Regions from separate parts of the Homo sapiens genome. Here all the other regions are linked to region 2. Evidence: chromatin loops called from intact Hi-C (ENCODE). Cell type or tissue: GM12878. All regions are shown on one strand. Each heading gives the region's core, and the rest is flanking DNA. Links, peaks and the distances in the headings are about the cores only. Region 1 has its middle 13 kb from the start of CDC42EP5. Region 2 has its middle 14 kb from the start of LILRB1. Region 3 overlaps LOC105372460 (a long non-coding RNA gene).

Region 1 (7,474 bases), core at 1,025-6,024, 130 kb after region 2:
TATCCCTTATGGGTAGTTCCTTTAATTCTCACAACTTTGGGAAGATGTTTTCATCATTAGGCCAGTTTTACAGATGAGAACAGTGACGCTCAGGGAGTTAATTTGATTAGCATCTTGCATCAAGCTGTCCCGGAGGTAGGGCCGACGGCAGCTTACCTGGAATGCTGGCGTTATCGTCAGAAGCATACCACATGCCTTCATGAAAATCAGACTCTCCCTCCAAAATGCAGGTCTAATTTCATAAAATAAGGTACGCTGATAATAAAATGCAATTGGGTAGTAAAATAACAACACAATACAATAAAAACATTCGCCACTCTGTGCCACTCTTCTGATCAGAAACTTTCCAGGACTTCCCGCCTCAGTCATATTGACACGACTGCGTCTTCTGTCTCCCAACTTGGGTTAGTACTTTGATAGCATCTCCTCCGACTCTGCCTTTCACTGACTGTGATGCAGTCCCAGTGATCTCCTTGCTATTCCTAAAAAAACATCAAGCAAGCATCTGCCTCAGGGCTCATCCACATGCCATTCTCGACTGGAATGCTCTTCACCCAGACAGGCACAAGGCTCATCCCTCCCTCTCCTTCACTGTCAACCCCAGTATCTCCTTATCCTTCAGACCTTCTTGGACCATCCTGTCTGAAGTTGCAACACTCCCTCCAGATTTCGTATCACCTCTCGCTGCCTTTTTTCTTTCTTCAGCATATATCATTAATCTTCAGCATATGTGCACGTATTTTACTTATTAATATTGTAGACTATCTGCCTTCCCACTACAATGTATCCCCATGAAACCATAGATTTTTTTCCTGCAGTGTTTCCTGTAGTGTCCCTGCTCCTGGAACACTCCCTAGCACATAGTACATAATAAATATTTTTGAATGAATGATGAATGAATAGACATAGTATATAGGGAGTATGGGGAAAGTTATGAGTGCATAACTTGATTTATCTAGTACAATTCCAGAGGCCAGATCTCTAGATTTTAATTTTGGTCGTGCCAGTTATAAGCTCTCTCACTTTAAACTAAGTTTATTTACCTCTCTATTTCTTTGCCTCTTCCTCTGTAAAATAAAAAAGCAATGGTGCCTAACTCATGGAACTGTTGTGATTATTCAGTGAGTAATTATGTTAATGGTACTCAGACTGAAATTACTTAATAACTGGCTATCGAGTAATTTAGTAATAAGAGATTTGTAGGAAAATATTAATCAAGATGTTTGTAGCAATTAATATTAGGTCAAGGGAGTTTAAATGGCTCTTCATTTTTTGAGGTGTTTTTATTTGGATTTTTAAATTGAGTATGTGTTAGCCTTATAACTGAAAAAAATTAAATTATTTATACCTGAGGGAAAAAATAAAATGAAATAAAAGTGCCCCCTTTAAGGAGCTGAGGGTATTGGCTTAGAAAGAACAGGCAAGGTATCAAGATCTCTTTCCTATGACTGTTACCTCCTCATTTTTCCCTCTTGAGTTTCAGTCATGCAAGATGAGGAAGGCCTACAGTCTCCTGTGCGGCTTAGTGTGTGCAGGGAACAAGACTGCCTTGTACCCTTACAAATTTGCTAAGATAGATCTTATGTTATGTGCACTTGTCATCATAAATTGATAGGTGATAATATCAATATTATCAAATAATAACAAATAGGCTGGGCGCAGTGGCTCGTGCCTGTAATGCCAGCATTTTTGGAGGCCGAGGTGGGCGTATCACCTGAGGTCAGGAGTTCGAGACCAGCCTGGCCAACATGGTGAAACCCCGTCTCTACTAAAAATACAAAAATTAGCCAGGCATGACGGTGCGCACCTGTAATACCAGCTACTCAGGAGGCTGAAGCAGGAGAATCGCTTGAACCCAGGAGGCAGAAGTTGCAGTGAGCCAAGATTGCACCATTGCACTCCAGCCTAAATGACAGAGCAGTCTCCGTCTCAAAAAAAAAAAAAAAAAAAAAAAAAAAAAAAAAAAAGTTCCATCCCAATAACACTTCAAAAACACTTTTGAGTTCTGACTTTATTTCTTCTTATTTTCAATGGAATTCATTCTACTGTTTTCACATTTACCATTCAGGGATATTTGGACAGAATTACACGGCCACAGGTCAACCACAATGACCATGATTCCCTTTCTAAGAATGAGGAACGGGGGCCGGGTGTGGTGGCTTACGCTTGTAATCCCAGCATTTTGGGAGGCCGAGGCGGGCAGATCACCTGAGGTCAGGAGTTCGAGACCAGCCTGGCCAACGTGGAGAAACCCTGTCTCTACTAAAAATACAAAAAATTAGCCAGGTGTGGTGGTGTACACCTGCAATCCCAGCTACTCAGGAGGCTGAGGCAGGAGAATTGCTTGAACACGGGAGATGGAGGTTGCAGTGAGCCAAGATTGCACCATTGTACTCCACCCTGGACGACAGAGCAAGACTCTGTCTCAAAAAAAAAAAAAAAAAGAAAGAAAGAAAAGAAAAGAAAATGACTTAATGGGTACAATGCACATTATTTGGGGAATGGATAACCTGGAAGTCCCGATTTCATCACTGGGCAATCTTTACATGCAACAAAATTACACTTGTACCCCATAAATGTTTACAAAGTTTTTTAAAAATATAGAAAAATGAAAGGCAAAAGTAAGCATGCTTTCTTAAAAATAAAAAGTAGTCCTAATGCTAGATGACGAGTTAGTGGGTGCAGTGCACCAGCATGGCACATGTATACATATGTAACTAACCTGCACAATGTGCACATGTACCCTAAAACTTAAAGTATAATAATAAATAAAAAAAAAGTAGTCAGACTGAGCCTGACATTACTAAGGGTTCTAATATTGATTATTATTATTTACTTATTTATTTTTTGACATGGAGTTTCACTCTTGTCACCCAGGCTGGAGTGCAGTGGCACAATCTTGGCTCACTGCAACCTCTGCCTCCCAGGTTCAAGTGATTCTCCTGCCTCAGCCTCCTGAGTAGCTGGGCTTCTAGGCCTCTGCCACCACGCCCAGCTATTTTTGTATTTTTAGTAGAGACGTGGATTCACCATGCTGGCCAGGCTGGTCTCGAACTCCTGACCTCAGGTGATCCGCCCGCCTCGGCCTCCCAAAGTACTGGGATTACAGGTGTGAGCCACCGCGCCTGGCCTAATATTGATTATTAATGATTGTTATCATAATTGTTATTTTCATTATTGGTGTGTTGTTATATTTATATGTACAAAACAGCAACAATGGAGAACCCACATTCTTTTCAGGAACATATGAAAAATCTACAAAAATTGACCACTTCTTAATCCACCAAGAAGGTCTCAAAATATTCCAAAGATTTAATATAATGAAACCATATTTCGTGACTGCAAAAATTACATAAAAGACCAAAAATTAAACGTTTAAAAAACACACATTTTTAAAACAACAACAAAAATCTGCATAACTTTTGAGTGACTGTTAAAAAAAAAAACACAGAAGTTGTGACATATTTAGAAATGAACAATGTTATTCATATCGAAACTTAGATGCAATAAAAATCACACTTAAAGTGAAATGTGGATTGTTTTAAGCACACTTTTTTTTTTTTTTTTTTTTTTTTTTTTAGAAATTATGAAGTTTGGGGCTGGGCATGGTGGCTCACGCCTGTAATCCCAGCACTTTGAGAGGATGAGGTGGGTGGATCACGAGGTCAGGAGATCGAGCCCATCCTAGCTAACACGGTGAAACCCCAAACCCCGTCTCTACTAAAAAAATTAGCCGGGCGTGGTGGCGGGCGCCTGTAGTCCCAGCTACTTGGGAGACCGAGGCAGGAGAATCGCTTGAACCCGGGAGGTGGAGGTTGCAGTGAACCAAGATCGCGCCACCGTACTCCAGCCTGGGTGACAGAGACTCCATCTCAAAAAAAAAAAAAAGAAATTATGAAGTTTGGAGAATTAATCACTGAACATGCAACTTGAGGAGCTGGAATGAAAAAAAAGAAGTAAAGGGCAGAGAGGAGGAAGCCAGCCAGCAGTGACGCTAGGGAGAGAGAAAAAATGCCTCCCTAAGGGCTCACCGCACTCACCAAGCTGCATTATCTCAAAGGAAAAAGAAAATAAAGAAGACCTCAAAGGTGGGAGAAAAAACACAATGGTGTACTAAGTTTCTATTATCATAATTACATCAGACTTCTCATCAGTCAGTCTGGAATTTAGAAGACCAGGGAGAAATATATTTGAAAATGCCCCATGGGCCAGGCTCCTGACTGTAATCCCAGCACTTTGGAAGGCAGATGCGGGCAGATCACCTGAGGCCAGGAGTTCGAGACCAGCCTGGCCAACATGGTAAAACCCTGTTTCTACTAAAAATACAAAAAAATTAGCTGGACCTGGTGGCTGGCGCCCATCATTTCAGCTCGGGAGGCTGAGTAGGAGAATTGCTTCAACCTGGGAGGTGGAGATTGCAGTGAGCTGAGATCGCACCACTGCACTCCAGCATGGGCAACAGAGTGAGACTTGTCTCAAAAAAAGAAAATAAAAAGAAAATCGCCTATGTACTTTATGGAGAGATCCCAGAGTGTATTCTTAGGGATTAAATCTGTATTGTGCCAAGAATTGGGGGAATCAGAATATACATTCATATTGTCTCATATTCACCCAGAAACAAACACTGGAAGGATTAATATGAGAAAGTTAAAATTGTGGCTCTCCCACGTTTTCTTCCCCGTCCACCACCTGGACAAGCTGCAGTCCTAGAAATCGCCTCAACTGCTCCTCTTTCTCACCCTCTCCCCTTGTTCTACCTTCAGAATCTGTCCTCATGCAGACACTGCTTGCCAGCACCACGGCGCCAGGTTCACCCTCTCTCCCCTCGTCCAGGGAACATCCCCTAGCTGGTCTCTCCACGCTCATTTCGTGCTACTCAGCTGCCCCTCCCCATATTGTAGCCAGAATAATCTTTCTTTTTTTTTTTTTTTTTTTTTTGAGACGGAGTCTCACTCTGTCGCCCAGGCTGCAGTGCAGTGGCGTGATCTTGGCTCACTGCACCCTCCACCTCCCGGGTTCAAGCGATTCTCCTGCCTCAGCCTCCCGAGTAGCTGGGATTAGAGGCACCCACCACCACGCCTGGCTAATTTATTTGTATTTTTAGTAGAGACGGGGTTTCACCATGTTGCCCAGGATGGTCTCGATCTCTTGACCTCATGATCCGCCCGCCTCAGTCTCCCAAAGTGCTGGGATTACAGGCTTGAGCCCCTGCACCCGGCCCCAGAGTGATCCTTTAAAAGCATAAATCAGATTATGTTTTGTTACCATTGAAATCTCCAGTGACTTCATAGTACACATGGCCCAAAACCCAAACTCTGTGACCTACGGGACACTTACTCATCTTTCCAATTTCACGTTGGTCCCTGTGCCCCTCACTCCCTGCCCTCAGGCCACATGACATTCCTGCTGTTCCTTGAAGACACCAGGTCCCTCCCTGCCTCGGGGCTCCGCGTCTCTGCCTGGGTGCACCGACCTCCTGCTTTGCACCACAGCCTCCAGGTCTCTGCTCAGCATCATCTCAGCAAGAAGAGCCTTCCTAGACCACTGTGTTGAAAGAAGTCCACTAGCCCGACACCCATTCCTTCGCTAAGAAGATTCGTCTTCATTTCCTCTTGACGTTCATCCTCCTTTCTAATTATCCACTCATTGACTTGTACGCTGTCCCTCTCCCGCCGTTAGAATGGAGACTTCACTTGGCCAGGGAAGTCTTGGCTCTTCTGTCTTGATCATCACTTTATCACTGGTACTTAGGGCCTGGCACATAATAGATGCTCAGCAAACACTTGTAGAATGAAGAGCAGTGAATTAGAAACATATTGCCCATCACTTAATGGACACTTAAATATTAAATAAACAATGCCCTGCCCCCCACCTGCCCAGTGCAATGGAATACTGTGTGGTCATTAAAAATGATGGTGCTGTTTAACTTTCATTGACATGGAAGATACCGAGGATTTTGTTGAGTGAGCAAAACAGGAAAAAAAACACGTATATAGAGGCCACATGTAAGTTAAATTACATATGCATGTTTATACACATGTTTATGGAAGGAGAGATTTGTAGGAAAATATTAATCACGATGTTTGTAGCAGTTAATATTAGGTCAAGGGAGTTTAAATGGCTCTTCATTTTTTGAGGAGTTTTTATTTGGATTTTTAAATTGAGTATGTGTTAGCCTTATAACTGAAAAAAATTAAATTATTTATACCTGAGGGAAAAAAAATAAAATGAAATAAAAGTGCCCCCTTTAAGGAGCTGAGAGTATTGGCTTAGAAAGAACAGGCAAGGTATCAAGATCTCTTTCCTATGACTGATAACTCCTCATTTTTCCCTCTTGAGTTTCAGTCATGCAAGATGAGGAAGGCCTAGAGTCTCCTGTGCGGCTTAGTGTGTGCAGGGAATAAGACTGCCTTGTACCCTTACAAATTTGCTAAGATAGATCTTATGTTAAGTGCACTTGTCATCATAAATTGATAGGTGATAATATAAATATTATCAAATAATAACAAATAGGCTGGGCGCAGTGGCTCGTGCCTGTAAGGCCAGTATTTTGGGAAGCTGAGGTGGGCTTTATCACCTGAGGTCAGGAGTTCGAGACCAGCCTGGCCAACATGATGAAACCCCGTCTCTACTAAAAATACAAAAATTAGCCAGGCATGATGGTGCGCGCCTATAATATCAGCTACTCAGGAGGCTGAAGCAGGAGAATCGCTTGAACCCAGGAGGCAGAGGTTTCAGTGAGCCGAGATCGCACCATGCACTCCAGCCTCGGCGACACAGCGAGTCTCCGTCTAAAAAAAAAAAAAAAAAAAAAACAAAAAACCCCATCCCAATAACACTTCAAAAACACTTTTGAGTTCTGACTTTATTTCTTCTTGTTTTCTTATTTTCAATGGAATTCATTCTACTGTTTTCACATTTACCATTCATGGATATTTGGACAGAATTACACGGCCACAGGTCAACCACTATGACCGTGATTCCCTTTCTGAGAATGAGGAAGGATGTGGTCAGTGAGGTTTTTTCATCTTATTTTACTGCTTTGCAAGATGACACTTTTTATTCATTTTATTTCTTACATTTATTATGTCAGATGCTATTGTGAATGTATAAACTTTCTCCATTCATGTATGCATGCATGTATGTATTTATCTATTAATTTTGGGATGGAGTCTGGCTCTAAGCTGGAGCTAAGTTTTTTGTTTTGTTTTGTTTTGTTTTGTTTTGTATAGATCAGGTTTCCCCATGTTTGCCAGGCTAGTCTAGAACTCCTGACCTCAGGTAATCCACCTGCCTTAGCCTCCCAAAGTGCTGAGATTACAGGCATGAGCCACCGCACTCGGCCTCTCCATTTATTTACATCTTTAATTTCTCCTCAGCATCTTTTGTAATTTTTAGTATCCACGTCTTTCACTTCTTTTATTACATTTCTTCCCATTCATTTTATTATTTTGGAGGCTTTGTAAATGAAATT
Region 2 (7,474 bases), core at 1,205-6,204:
CACGCCACTGCACTCCATCCAGCCTGGGCAACAGAGCAAGACTCCATCTCAAAAAAAAAATTAAGAATTTGGCCCTTAAAGTGGTTATTTTTTACAATCTACCACATAGATTATTTTTAAGAAACTGATTATAACAATCTAAAAAGCAGAACAATTCCTTTGCATTATACCCTCTGGTTTTAATAGTTACTTGTTTTTGCCCTTCCTCTATATCAACTATCTTCTTGGTAATCACAGGTCTCAGAGTTAACTTTTGTTGTCCTGGCTAAATTGTTCTTTTTATTTAGTTTTATCTCCGTAATTTTTTCTTCATTTTAAAGCAACTCTTAAATAGTTTCTTAACTAGAAAAAAACCTACTTTTTTTTTTGCAAAACCTATATCCTTGTGTTTTATATGCATCACCAAAAACATTTTATACTCCTACTATTTTAATTTAGTAACCCAAATTTCAAGTGAAAAAAAAAAAACGAGGTTTAACATAACATAGCTCTAATTACTGGAGAGAGTTTTAAGATTAAATTTACTAAATTAATTTTACTAAATATTAAAATCAGGTGAATTCAAAGGCATCTTAGCTAGTGTCTGCCAATCTGATAAGCACTTACTTTTTTTTAAAAAAGACAACTGATGAGCTGTTTCATGTAGTTTGGTAGTGAAATATCACTTCCAGATAACACATATGAAGATACAGATATAACAGGCATACAGAAGAAAAAAAGCAGGTCTAAAGGATATTTCATTTTTCTGTTTTTAAATAAAAATTCCTCTCTTACTTTAGATAATTAATAAAAGTTACAGAAGCCAACACAAGGTGAAGGAGAGAGCTATCATCCAAGGCCTTTCAAAAGAGAAAAAGCTGAACTTTGATATATTCATTGGAAGAATTTCAAAAAGACAGATTATAGAATTTAAAAATTAAAAACTTTTTGCATTAAGAATAAGTTAATATTTTACTAAAACCTTGTTTTAACCAATTATTTAGTTTTGGATTAGGGTGTGTTTTTTAAATATCAAAGACCCATCTGTAGAATGACTATTATATTTCTTAATCATAACCAACTACATTACACTACCTTTCTTTTTTTAAAAAAAGTCTTATTGTGACTTACAGAGACCACTTACAACATGCTTAAACTGCCTGTTTTGTCCTAAATATCCCTCTTTCTTGAACTATCAGTTATTTTATTTCAGGACAAAAATTCACTACATAAGACTTTCTTGTGTAAAATTACTTTCCTTTTCATCTTTTTTACCAAAATTCCTCTTTATATTTATAACTGTCTTTACATCTCTTATTTCCTGTTTCCATTTATCTTGTTTTATACATAACTTTTAAAAAAGCTTTGAATTAAACACAGATATTTATCTTTTAATAAGAATTGTTTTTTAAAAATGTTTTCCTGTAATTTTTAAATTATAAATTACCCAGCTAATCAATTAATATCTATTATTTAATATAACTTTAGATTGTAAATTATGTGACAAGTTTGTTTATAGGCATTTATTCCATTGCATTTACTTGATAAACTTATTTAATAGTTTACCTAGATTATTTATGAACACTGTGACAGTCATCACTTAAAGTTAATTCCCTGTTAACCAATGTTATAAACTATGAATTTCAGGTGTTTACCTAAGTAAGGGAACTTATGGTTAAATATAAAGTTATTTTTTTTAACCAATATCTCAGTAGTTAGCTGTTTTTATTTAACCAACAATATTACATGGCTTATTTATTAAAAATTATACAAGCAAAGATCATTCTGTTTTGGGCTGGGTTTATAATTTTGTTTTGTGTGTGTCAGGCTGCTCTTGAACTCCCAACCTCAGGTGATCCACCAGCCTCGGCCTCCCAAAGTGCTGGGGTTACAGGCGTGAGCCACCGTGCCCGGCCAGGTTTATAGTTTTATAACCCTTATGGAAAATCTTATACTATTCTGCAGGGATAAGCACAAAACCACTTGTGCAATAAGTGCAAACAAAAACGCTAACAATTCTTAAGACATTTCTAATCTTATTTTACCAATAATTTTAAAGCCAGCTTATTTATTAAAGATTTTACTTAAGTGAACTTGAAGAAGCATCTTGTCCTGATAAAGTATTTGATTTAAGCACTTTTATTCTCTTTAAGCCAATTAATTAGAGCTCTTTTGTATATTTTTAGTAGTGAAACATTATGTACACCACACACAGATTCATGGACGCATTAGGCATGCTGATAGAAGTACATCTTATAGATTCAAAAAACCTCTTTTTTTTCTATCTCAAACTTTCAAACTCTTTTTTTTTCTTTTTTTCTTTTTTTCTTTTTTTTTTTTTTTGAGGCAGGGGCTCACTCTGTCACCCAGACTGGAATGCAGTGGCATGATCCCAGCTCACTGCAACCTACATCTCCCATGCTGAAGTGATTCTCCTGTCTCAGTCTCCCAAGTAGCTGGGATTACGAGTGTGCCACTACTGCCTGGCTAAGTTTTGCATTTTTAGTAGAGACAGGGATTCACCATGTTGGCCAGGCTGGTCTTGAACTCCTGATCTCACATGAGTCACCTACCTCAGCTTCCCAAAGTGCTGGGAATACAAGTGTGAGCCACCACGCCCAACCCTTTCAAACTCTTCATAACCTGTTTCCTTACCCCAGGCAGTTGTCAGCTAAATAACCCTAAATTTCCATGTTACAGGAAACACTTTTTAGGAGAAAAAATCAGCAAAACTTACATCTCAAAGTACAGAGGAAGAAGTCTGGTGTGTTAGAGGGAAATTAAAATGGGTTCACTGCCAATTAAACATAAAATTATACAAATCTATCATAAAGGCTTTTAAACACACACACACCACACACACACACACACACACACACACACACACACAGACATCCTGTAGCTTTTACTTCAAAACTCTAGCCATGAGATATTAATATAAATTTACCAGCTTGCAAAAAAAATTTGGATCTAAACAGTGGTTTTTATCTCAGTAGAAAGGTAACAGCAGATGTAAAGCAGGCAGAAAAGAAAATAGAGAAAGAGAGAACTTAGGAACTCTATAGCGTGCAAGCCGCCATTAGGGCTCTCTTACCTTGATGTAAATGTGCACAAAGACCATAATATTTTTGTTTTACACAAACTCCAGAAAGTAGAGGCGCCATAAAACCAATGGAGTGCCCACAAGGGGGTCACTCTTCTTGCTTTCTCCTCATTCTTAGATTATTTGTTTCCCACTTTTTCTTTTCTTTTCTTTTCTGTTCCTCCTCTCCTCTCCTCTTTTCTCTTCTCTTCTTAAAGGAGGAAGTGAGCTGTGGGCTAGAGGTTTGTGCAGTGGGTCACAGTGTGCTGGTTGTGGGTGGGACTCCACAGGGTCTCACCACTGAGTCATTTCTTCCCTCTCATGTGTCTCAGTTTCTCTCTCGGAAGGTCTAAACACCTCCAGGAGGGCCCAAAATGCAGAGTGACCAGCTCCCATATGTGCTTCCTGGACAAGCCTTTTTAAAACTCATTTTGTTGGGTGTTCCCTGTAGGCCACTCACATCACGATGGGGTCCATCCACCCCCAGACATTCCCACAAGCACCCCTCATCACTTCCCACATTTTGGCTGGGAGGAGCAAAATGCCCTTTCTTTTTTAAGCTGAGGAAACACAGTCTCTCGTTTCCCTATGAAAACAACAGTTCAGTTCCTCATGCAAATGTGAACAGACAAGCCAAATCGAGATTAATTTGGGGAGAAAAGCAATGGAGAAGACCCTTTAGAATGTATCTCCCAACTAGAAGTAGGATCCTTAAACAACAACTTCCTAGAAAGAAAAAGAAATAGTAGATCAGAATAAATAAAGGGCCGTCAACCAAAGGGAGGTCGGGGCTCAGGAGGACTTACCACTTCTGGCAGAGAAGAAGCTCAAAATCCTGGAGGCTTTCAGTGGGCCCCTGCTGGTACCTTAGCTCCAGGTTGAGACAACTCCTTTGGGGTCCTGAGTCTTATCTGAGGCCTCACGTGTTCAGGCACCAAATTATTGTGGACAAAAAGAGTCAAACTCTGTAATATATTAGAAGAGATTTTTCTGAGCCAAATATGAGTGATCAGCACTCAGGAGGTCCTGAGAACATGTGTCCCTTGACTTTTTAATAATAGCCATTCTGACAGGTATCAGATGGTATCTCATTGTGGTTTTGATTTGCATTTCTCTCATGATCAGTGATGTTGAGCTTTTTTTATATGATTGTTGGCCACATGTATGTCTTCTTTTGAAAAGCGTGTGTTCATGTCGTTTGCCCACATTTTAATGTGGTTGTTTGTTTTCTTCTTGTAAATTGGTTTAAGTTCCTTAAAGATACTGGAGAGTAGACCTTTGTTAGATGCACAGTTTGCAAAAACTTTCTCCCAGTCTGTAGATTGTCAGTTTACTCTGTTTACAGTTTCTTTTGCAGTGCAGAAACCCTTTGGTTTAATTAGATCTCATTTGTCAATTTTTGCTTTTGTTGCAATTTCTTTTGGCATTTTAGTCATAAAATCTTTGCCCGTGCCTGTGTCCTGAATGTATTGTCTAGGTTGTCTTCCAGGTTTTTATAGTTTTAGGTTTTACATCCATCAATCAATCCATCCTGAGTTAGTTTTTTTGTATATGGTGTAAGGAAGGGGTCCAGTTTCAATTGTCTGCATATGGATAGCCAGTTATCCCAGCACAGTTTGTTGAATAGGGAATCCTTTCCCCATCACTTTTTTTTTGTCAGGTTTCCTAAAGATCAGATAGTTGTAGGTGTGTGGTTTTATTTGTGGGTTTTCTATTCTGTTCCATTGGTCTATGTGTTTGTTTTTGTACCAGTACCATGCTGTTTTGGTTACTGTAGCCCTGTAGTATAGTTTGAAGTCAGGTAACATAATGCCTCCAGCTTTGGTTTTCGGTTTTTGTTTTTGCTTAGGCTTGCCTTGACTATTTGAGCTCTTTTTGGGTTCCATATGAATTTTTAAATTTAAAACTTTTGGTTCCATATGATTCTTCTAGTTCTGTGAAGAATCTCAATGATAACTTAATACAAATATTACTGAATCTATAAATGGCTTTGAGCACTATGGCCATTTTTAAGATATTGATTCTTCCTATTCATGATCATGGAATATTTTTCCATCTGTTTGTGTCATCTCTAATTTTTTGAGCAGTGTTTTATAGTTCTCCTTGAAGAAATTGTCCACCCTCCTAGTTAGCTGTATTCCTAGGTATTGTGTGTGTGTGTTTGTGTGTGTGTGTGTAAACTGTAAATGAGATTGCATTCCTGATTTGGCTCTCAACTTGACTGTTATTGGTATATAAATGCTAGTGATTTTTGCACATTTATTTTGTATCTTGAGTCTTTGCTGATGTTGTTTATCAGCTTAAGAAGATCTCAGGTTGATGTTTGGGTTGATGTTTTCTAGATACAGGATCATTTCATCTGCAGCAAAGATAGTTTGACTTCCTCTCTTCCTATTTGAATACGCCTTATTTTTTTCTCTTGCCCAATTGCCCTGCCTAGTATTTCCAATACTGTTGAATAGGAGTGGTGAGAGAGGGCATTCTTGTGCCAGTTTTCAAGTGGATTGCTTTCAGCTTTTGCCCATTCAGCATGATGTTGGCTGTGGGCTTGTCATAAATGGCTCTTATTATTTTGAAGTATGTTCCTTCAATACCTAGTTTAATTAGAGTTTTTAACAAGAAGTGATGTTAAATTTTATCAGAAGGCTTTTCTGCATCATTAATATAATCATGTGGTTTTTTGTTTTAGTTCTGTTTATGTGATGAATCTGTTTATTGATTTGTGTACGTTGAACCAATTTCAGGCTCATTATTGGTCTGTTGAGGAATTCAATTTCATCCTGGTTCAGTCTTGGGAGGCTGCACGTGTCTGAGAATTTACCCATTTCTTTTAGATTTTCTAGTTTATGTGCATACACGGGTTCATTATATTCTCTGATGGTTGTTTGTATTTCTCTGGGGTCAATGGTAATATTCCCCGTGTCATTCGTGATTGTGTTTATTCGAGTCTTCTCTTTTTTCAATTAGTCTAGCTAGCAGTCTATTTTATTATTTTTTTCAAAAAACCAGCTCCTGGATTTGCTGATCTTTTGAATGATTTTTTTGTGTGTGAAGGAACCCAATCTCCTTCAGTTCAGCTCAGATTTTGGTTCTTTCTTGTATTCTGCTAGCTTCGGGGTTTGTTTGCTCTTCGTTCTCTAGTTCTTTTAGTTGTGATGTTAGGTCATCACAACTAATGTGATGTGGACATTTAGTGCTATATATTTTCCTCTTAATACCCCCTTAGCTGTGTCCCGGAGATTCCGGCATGTTGTATCTTTGCTCCCATTAGCTTGTAATAACTTCTTATTTTCTGCCTTAATTTCATTATTTACCCTGATGTCATTCAGGAGCAGGTTGTTTAATTTCCATGTAATTGTATGAGTTTAAGTGAGTTTCTTAGTCTCGATTTCTAATTTGATTATGCTGTGGTCAGAGAGTGGTTTGTGCCAATTTCAGTTGTAACAAACTGAATTTGCTGAGGAGTCTTTTGCTTCCAATTATGTGATTGAATTTAGAGCATGTGCCATGTGGTGATGAGATGAATGTAAATTCTGGTTTGGGGGTGTGGAGAGTTCTGTAGATATCTATCGTGCTGAGTTCAGGTCCTGATTATCTTAGTCAATTTTCTGTCTTGATGATCTGTCTACTATTGTAAGTGGGGTATTAAAGTCTCCCACTATTATTGTATGGGAGTCTAAGTCTCTTTGAAGGTCTTTACAAATTTCTTTTATGAATCTGGGTGCTGCTGTGTTGGATGCATAGATATTTAGGAAAGTTAGATCTTCTTTTTTATTTATTTATTTATTTATTTATTTATTTATTTATTTATTTTTAATTATACTTTAAGTTTTAGGGTACATGCGCACATTGGGCAGGTTAGTTACATATGTATACATGTGCCATGCTGGTGCGCTGCACCCACTAACTCGTCATCTAGCATTAGGTATATCTCCCAATGCTATCCCTCCCCCCTCCCCCCACCCCACAACAGTCCCCAGAGTGTGATATTCCCCTTCCTGTGTCCATGTGCTCTCATTGTTCAATTCCCACCTATGAGTGAGAATATGCGGTGTTTGGTTTTTTGTTCTTGCGATAGTTTACTGAGAATGATGATTTCCAATTTCATCCATGTCCCTACAAAGGACATGAACTCATCATTTTTTATGGCTGCATAGTATTCCATGGTGTATATGTGAAAGTTAGATCTTCTTGAATGGAATGAATGGAATTCTCATGGGAACATGATCAGGGTTCTAAGATCCATGAAGGTGTCAGTTTGAGTGATACACATTTTTTTTTTTTTGAGACAGAGTCTAACACTGTCGCCCAGGCTGGGAGTGCAGTAGGGCAGTCTCAGCTCACTGTGACCTCCTACGTCCCAGGTTCAAGCGATTCTCCTGCCTCAGCCTCCCGAGTAGCTGGGATTACAGG
Region 3 (7,474 bases), core at 1,195-6,194, 97 kb after region 2:
TGCATGCAGCTCTGGGATCTCGAGGTGCCTGGTATATGCTGTGTGCAATCCCCCAATTGCTTATGTCTCTGTGCAGGGCTGGCTTCACTGTCCAGGAGCCGTGCCATCAGAGTTCCAAGCTGAGTTTAATGCCCTCGTGTTGACATCTTGATGTTTGAACATGGGGCCCTCTATTTTCATTTTGCATGGGGTCCAGTGGATTATATAGTCAATGCTGCAGGTATGATTTTGCTTTAGGATTTGTCAGGCTGATCTGAGTTTGTGATCTCTGTGTGCGTCTCACCTGGGCAAAATGGACAAGGAGGAAATCCCTGAGCCAGGAAACTGAGAGCAGAGCTGAATATCCCAGAATTCAAGGGGGAAAGCAGCAGGAGAGGTTGCTGGCTTGATATACGACAGATTTTAAGTGTGCATTTGAATACTGAATACATCATCAACTCTTCCCTCTGTGTCTGTCCATTTATAGTCCATCCATGCTTCCATCCATTCTGCCAGCATATGTCTATAAATGTCAACCTTATTTCATACAATTAACCAAGAATGAAAAATAAAGCATACGCTTCACTGACATGGATCCTGTCCTGTGAGCCCTGCTAGTCTAGGGGATGTGATAGATGTCTAGAAATAACTACAAAACAGGTAACTACGCACTATGACATTCGTATGTGGAATCATTCCTTGGCTGTGGGTGATTAGAAAATAGACTGGCATAGCTCTTCTGTTGCGGAAAGGGAGTCATGAGGAAGTGATGTTTGAGGACACAGGTGAGTGGTCAGGAGGAGGCACTGAGGACACAGGTGAGAGGTCAGGAGGAGGCACTGAAGACACAGGTGAGAGGTCAGGAGGATGCACTGAGGACACAGGTGAGAGGTCAGGAGGAGGCATTGAGGACACAGGTGAGAGGTCAGGAGGAGGCATTGTCTATGTTTGCGAATCTCTCTCAATATCTGTTTCACATTCTCTGTCACTGTCTAACTTGTTTTCTCTTTAACTATCACAAGTTCTCTGTTTCTCCCCCTTTCCTTCATCCCCTCCTCTGGCCCTCTAATAAGTTACTTGGTGTTTCTATGTTCTGGTATTTTTCTTCCTCTACTGGCGGTTTGATCAACAACCACATCACCCTGGGGAGTTTCCTGGGCACCAAAAGACCATGAATGGTCCAGCCACACTCACCTGTGATCACAATGTCCAGGGGGTCACTGGGAGCCGACCACTCATAGCAGGAGTGACTGAAACAGCCACAGCACCTATAGGCTTCTGCACGGGCAGGCGTTATAGGACCCATGGAAAAGACAGCCTTGAAGGAGTGATCCCCAGCCTGGATCATCCTACCATACTGCTGGGAATGTTGTGTGTGCCCCTCTTTGTATAAGATAAATTCATCAAAGGCCAGCTCTGAGTGACAGCGCAGGCTCACGCTGGCTCTTGCGTGCACCAGGGGGCTTGGGTGCGCTGAGATGCAGGGTTTTGTGAACAAGCCTGAGAGCAGAGACAGAGGAGTTCACATGAGTCTCCTTCCTCACCCCTCGCCTGAGACCTCAGGGTGAAGCTGTCCCTCGTCACCCCCAAAGCCCGTCTGCGTCCTTCCTGTTTGTGTGCGTGCATGTTCTCTCTGCGTGGATTCCCATTGTCTGGCTTGAAGCCATATGAAATGTGTGGTTCTCCTGGAAAATGGGAATTAGTCTGTGCTTTGAGAACTTTCAGAAAACACACTGTAGTGAGGAGGTAGAAATGAATCAGAGGTTTTGAAAGAGAAGAATGAAGAGAAGGTGCTGCTAATTATAGAACAAAGGAAGTCAGATGAAGGAAGTGTTTGGGAGGAACAAAACCACACACTCGGGCTTGGAGGGAGGCTCTGCTTTCTCTGAGGCCAGTTATCCATCTTATCAACACCTCCCCTGCCTGCTGCTTCTCCTGGGGTCATCCATCCCGAGACAGCCCCATCGGCTCCTCCAGTGAACCAAGGCAGAGACTGGAGCAACTCTCAGTTCCTCACGCTCTTCTGCTCCCCACACCGTGAACAAATCCAAACAGCTCTTTCCCCGAGTCCCTCCTCACCCACGTCCCCTGACCCATCCCCACAGTCCAAGCTCAGCTGGAGACTGAAGACATCGTGTCTCTGTCACCACATCAGCCTCCTCCCAGCCCCCTACTCCAGACCCTCACTGCTGCTGATGTCTATTAATTCTCATAGCCCCAAACTTTCCTGTTTCTGGCCCTGATCAAAATCCTTCCACAGGTCTGCATCTTCATCCAAATAAGACACAAGCCTTCCTGTTTGACATTCGTATTGCTGATGATCAGGACTGAGCTAAACTCTACAGCCCCAGAAAACACAGCTCTTCCCTACAGAGCAAACTCAGCACAGAAAACCACCTGGCCCTCCCCAGACACACACACACACCCTGAGATATTAACACATTTGTAGGCCAGGCGCAGTGGCTCACGCCTGTAATCCCAGGACTTTGGGAGGCCAAGGTGGGTGGATCACAAGGTCAGGAGTTGGAGACCAGCCTGGCCAATATGGTGAAACCCTGTCTCTACTAAAAAAATAAATAAAGAAATACAAAAATTAGCAGGGTGTGGTGGTGGGTGACTGTAATCCCAGCTACTCGGGAGGCTGAGGCAGGAGAATCACTTGAACCCGGGAGTTGGAGGCTGCAGTGAGCCGAGATTGCGCCATTGCACTCCAACCTGGGCGACAGGGCAAGACTCTGTCTCAAATATATATATAATGACAAAAGTATTGGCAAGGAGTGGCAGGTGTATACCATAGATGTTTGGGTAGGAGAAATCCTGACTTGTTGAGAATCATCCTTTTCTACCCTATCCCCATCCCTTGTACTCTTTTCCTTTTTCTCTTCTCCGTTGATGCTTTTGGTAGTGTTTCCATTTCTGTCCAACAGCTTTGTGACTCTTCCCTTAGGCAAGAACCTATAGAGTTCCCTACAGGACTTTTCTACTCGCCGTGTCCACAATGAAAGTCAATATTGCTGCTACCCTCTCCCCAGGTCTGCAGTGCCTTTTGGGTATCCCATCCTGGAAATCAGTTTACCATTCCCACAGTCATCTTCTTATTTTATTTTATTTTTTTGAGATGGAGTCTCTCTCTATTGCAGGCTGGAGTGCAGTGGTGTGATCTCGGCTCACTGCAACCTCTGCCTCCCGGGTTCAAGCGATTCGTCTGCCTCAACCTCCTGAGTAGCTAGGGTTACAGGCACCTGCCACTATGCTTGGCTAATTTTTGTATTTTTAGTAGAGATGGAGTTTAGCCATGTTGGCCAGGCTGTTCTCGAACTCCTGACCTCAGGTGATCCACCCACCTCAGTCTCTCAAAGTGCTGGGATTACAGACGTGAGCCACTATGCCCAGCCAAATCTCCCTCTCTTTTAAAAATTTATCTGGCCAGGCACCATGGCTCACACCTGTAACCCCAGCACTTTGGGAGGCCAAGGCAGGCAGATCACGAGGTCAGGAGATCGAGACCATCCTGGCCAACATGGTGAAACCCCATCTCTACTAAAAATACAAAAATTAGCTGGGCCTTGTGGTGCATGACTGTAATCCCAGCTACTCCAGAAGCTGAGGCAGGAGAATCACTTGAACCCGGGAGGTGGAGGTTGCAGTGAGCCAAGATCACACCATGGCACTCCAGCCTGGGCGACAAAGCGAGACTTCATCTCAGAAAAAAAAACAAAAAACAAAAACAACAACAAAAAACATGATCCACGTTTAATTGCTTTCTTTCCCTGAACACTCCTGGAGGTTTCTCCTATTGCCCCAGTGCGCAGCCCTTCCATGGTCAACAATGAAAATTTTAATTTAACCTATTTGGCTCAACCCCTCACTCCAGCAATTGAGAATAATTCTCCTCCTAAATCTTTCCCCTTGTTTGAGCCTGTAGCTTCTCATAGCTACTGATGCTTCCGAATACACTGCTCTCTCATTTGAGGATGCTCTCTACTCTTTCCTTCCCCTCTTTTCCTCTCTGGATCAATTGTCTATATTTTTGGTACCATCTGAGGGGTTTTCATGGCCAAGGGGCTTTCCTTCACTCCTTAGGAAAAGATAAATTGGTATCTCTTTTGCGTTTCAGCAGCGCCTAAGCTTCTGGTAGCAGAGTCTTATCAGTGCATTGCAGATTTCTCTGTCAGAGTCTGTCAGGGGCAGGAGCTGAGTCTGACTCATTTCCACATCACCTGTTTCCTATACAGGATGTGGCACATCAGAGTCCCGAGTCCCAGGAGATGTTGCTGAGTAAATATTTGAAAAAAACAAATGCCGGCATCCGTCCAGGCTAAGTCTGTAAGCTTGAGATGGGGAGCCCAGAACTTTGGAAAGTAAATCAGGGAATATGTCAGATGTCCAAGGACCTTCAAGAAAATGTTAACAATGATTCATAAAAACAGGTATTATTACTGAGCAAAGTTTATCAGGCTCTGTGTAGCCACAAAACTATGATAATATTATCATCGTTTTTAGAGTAACATTATAGTAGTGATCACAATAGCCCACATTATTGAGTGAGTCTAACAACATGTTCAGAGTTTACTTTGCACGTCACATGCAGTAACTATGTGTTCTCCACCAAAACTCTATATAAGGTAGGTACTGGCATTGCCCTCATTTTATAAATGACAAAATTGAGTCAAGTGGGTAATTTTCCTAAATCTCATAGTTTTCAGAGACAAAGCAATGATCATATCCCAGCCTTCCTGGCTCCGGAGCCTTCCCTCCTAGCTAAACAGAGAGGCAGAATATAATAATCCCCGATCATCCGTCTTCCAAACATGCTTACAAAGCAGACAGCATTATTAGTGCCATTTTATGGAAAAGCAAAGTGAGTCTTAGACAGGTAATGTGACTCTCCCAAGCACATAAAGATAGCAAGGTCAGATTCAGGTTTTGAAAGCAGTTTGGTGTGATTTAAAGCCTGTTGTCGTTTGGCCATTACCCAATAGCTGGTATCTTGAAAGTCCGGGAAGAGATATTCTCAGCTAGATTGGAGAGAACCAACTCTTTCTGACACCCTGGATTATTCTAGTTGTCCTGATGAGTGTGGGAGCCCACATTCTGAGCTTTTTTTTAATGTATATACTTTAAGGTCTAGTGTACATGTGCACAATGTGCAGGTTTGTTACATATGTATACATGTGCCATGTTGGTGTGCTGCACCCATTAACTCGTCATTTACACTAGGTATATCTCCTAATGCTGTCCCTCCCCCTCCCCCACCCCCGACCCCACAACAGGCCATTCTACTTGCTTGCAGAATCCATGGAATGTAAGGGTTATTTTTTTTCCAAAAACATCGCCTTAACAACTGGCATCCTCTTTTTCCAATTTACCCTAATGCCTGAATATTGCCCTGAAAAAAAAGTTACTGATTAGATTTTTCCAGGAAGACTCTATTTCAGAGTCCCAAGATAGGGACTCAGCATATGCAAATGATCAACTAAGAGACGACAATGGAGAAAGCTGTGTGGCTTCCTGGACGCTGGCCATGGTGCTGAAACTACAGACAGGCGCCAGCATCCCAGTCAGTACTGTAAACAGTAACCGCAAGAACCACTCTCCTTGGACTGCATCCAGACAGGGGAAATAGGAATGGTGTCTAGATATAGGGCCAGATATATTGGGAACATTTGGAATAGGAGTCAGAATTTAGCAAGAGGTGGAGAAGCTCAAGGTGTAGATGATGTTCATATGAACTATGGAATCTTGACATCTGGATAAGGCCATTTTTTTTTCTACTGTACACCATCGTGGGCAGAGAGGAAGCAAAAAGGGAATCACTCTGGCCTTGCCTTGGTAATAGAAAATAGTGTTTTGTTTTGTTTTTTTTTTTTGAGATGGAGTCTCACTCTGTCACGCAGGCTGGAGTGCAATGGCATGATCTCGGCTCACTGCAACCTCCGCCTCCCTGGTTCAAGTGATTTTCCTGCCTCAGCCTCCTGAGTAGATGGGATTACAGGCTCACGCCACCATGCCCGGCTAATTTTTGTATTTTTAGTGAAGACAGAGTTTCACCATGTTAGTCAGGCTTGTCTCAAACTCCTAACCTTGTGATCCTCCCGCTTCAGCCTCCCAAAGTGCTGGGATTACAGGCATGAGCCACCGCGCCTGTCCGAAAATAGTGTCTTATTTCAATGCACTGTGTGTATAAATTATGAGCATGATAAGATTCTACTCATATTGGGACTTTGCTACTTGCTCTACAAATACTATATCATTACTTTTTATTGTAATAAAGTACGCAAACATAAAACTAACCATTAACTATGTAAAAGTGTACAAATCAGTGGAATTTGGTGCATTCATAATCTTCTTCAACCATCACCTCTATTTAGTTCCAAGTAATCTACAACACCTTAAAAAAAAAAAGGCCACACACTTCAGAGAAAACAGAGCCAATACTGTGTGTGTATGTGTGTGTGTGTGTGTGTGTGTGTGTCCCTCTCTCACTGGGAGAAGATATTCTCCGCTAGATTGGAAAAGACCAACTCTTTCTGAAACCCTGGATTACTCTAGTGGTTGTTTTGCTGAGAGTGGTTTGTGCAGACGTCGGTCGGCAGAACTTCTTGGACTTCAGAGTCTACACACACCCATTTAGGTCTTGGATGGTGGTGAATTCTCACCTAGGACCCTGATTCATCTCTCTTGTCAAGACACAGCACAAAACACGTAACTAAGGAAGGGTGGTCTCCTAGCCCCCATCCGTAATGAGTCTTCCCATCATCTCCTGTATAGTCAGGAAGTCTGCACCTCCCTCCCAAGCCACTGAGGAACTGGGGGCTTTCTGCATTTCCTTGTCTTTTTAGAGCTTCTCTTGTAGCTCTAAAGCCCTTTACATTTCAGTGGATTCTCATGCTTCTCATATCTTCTGTCTCTTAGGGCACAGTCCTTCCAGGTAGTTAAAAGCATCTGTCAGATTCCGAAATCTCCAGTCACTGCCAGCCTCATCTGAAATCCCAAGTCACCTGCTCACAGGATGGAGGAAGCGGAGGACTCTGCTCTGTCCTGGGGTTCCTGAGGCCTGCAGTGATGTTCCATGCAAAGGGCCATCCCCAAGAGGATAGGATGGACCAAGAATTAGGAACATGCAGAGAAGGGCTTGAGACTTTTTAGGGTCACAGGTGAGAGTGACTGGCAGAGGCCATGGGTACGAGAGGTCTCCCAGCAGAGCTGGGGTCCTAGGGGAAGACACTCCCTTCTGGTTCTTGGGGTCAGCAAGGTGTAGTCTGATAGAGATGGAGGACAGGTTCTCACTGTTGGCTGTGGTGTCCTCCTGGGAACAGGTGGGCTAAGCCTCTCCAAGGGCACAGACCTGTGGGTTTCCCCAGACCTCACTCTCAAGCCCAGGAGAGACCCAGCCCCAGTGGTCACATTTCTTCAAGAAGAAGAGAATGAAGCTCTTGGGTCTGTGATCCCTCCATGAAGCAAGGCCCATGAGCTTTGTGATTCTTGGTCTAAA

Evidence for each region. Hi-C counts contacts between places; a loop is a spot of excess contacts. Peaks named below come from ENCODE experiments on the same cell type or tissue, not always from the same donor. Only the 100,000 strongest peaks of a DNase experiment are listed, where the experiment ranks them.
Region 1: a loop joins it to region 2, with 6 times the contacts of the local background. A loop is called at or near these places in 1 of 110 quality-filtered maps.
Region 3: it touches region 2 in a loop (4-fold over the local background); 1 of 110 quality-filtered maps calls a loop at or near these places.

Annotation. Positions count from the first base shown.
Region 1 is chr19:54,482,601-54,490,074 of GRCh38, reverse strand. No RefSeq gene overlaps it. Among named protein-coding and RNA genes, the nearest start is that of CDC42EP5, 13 kb to the right of the region's middle. In GM12878, for the core only: no CTCF peak of the experiment used is centred there; no DNase peak of the experiment used is centred there.
Region 2 is chr19:54,612,949-54,620,422 of GRCh38, reverse strand. It overlaps a transcript of LILRB1 not described here. Among named protein-coding and RNA genes, the nearest start is that of LILRB1, 14 kb to the left of the region's middle. In GM12878, for the core only: no CTCF peak of the experiment used is centred there; DNase peaks (open chromatin) are centred at 2,642, 3,352, 4,112 and 4,272; H3K4me3 peaks cover 3,642 bases; H3K27ac peaks cover 4,360 bases.
Region 3 is chr19:54,515,729-54,523,202 of GRCh38, reverse strand. LOC105372460 (a long non-coding RNA gene) reads left to right here. Exons shown (of 4, transcript XR_001754038.3): 3 at 6,895-7,136. Among named protein-coding and RNA genes, the nearest start is that of LAIR2, 17 kb to the right of the region's middle. RefSeq lists a silencer at 5,591-5,791. In GM12878, for the core only: no CTCF peak of the experiment used is centred there; DNase peaks (open chromatin) are centred at 1,752 and 4,198; H3K4me3 peaks cover 687 bases; H3K27ac peaks cover 2,074 bases.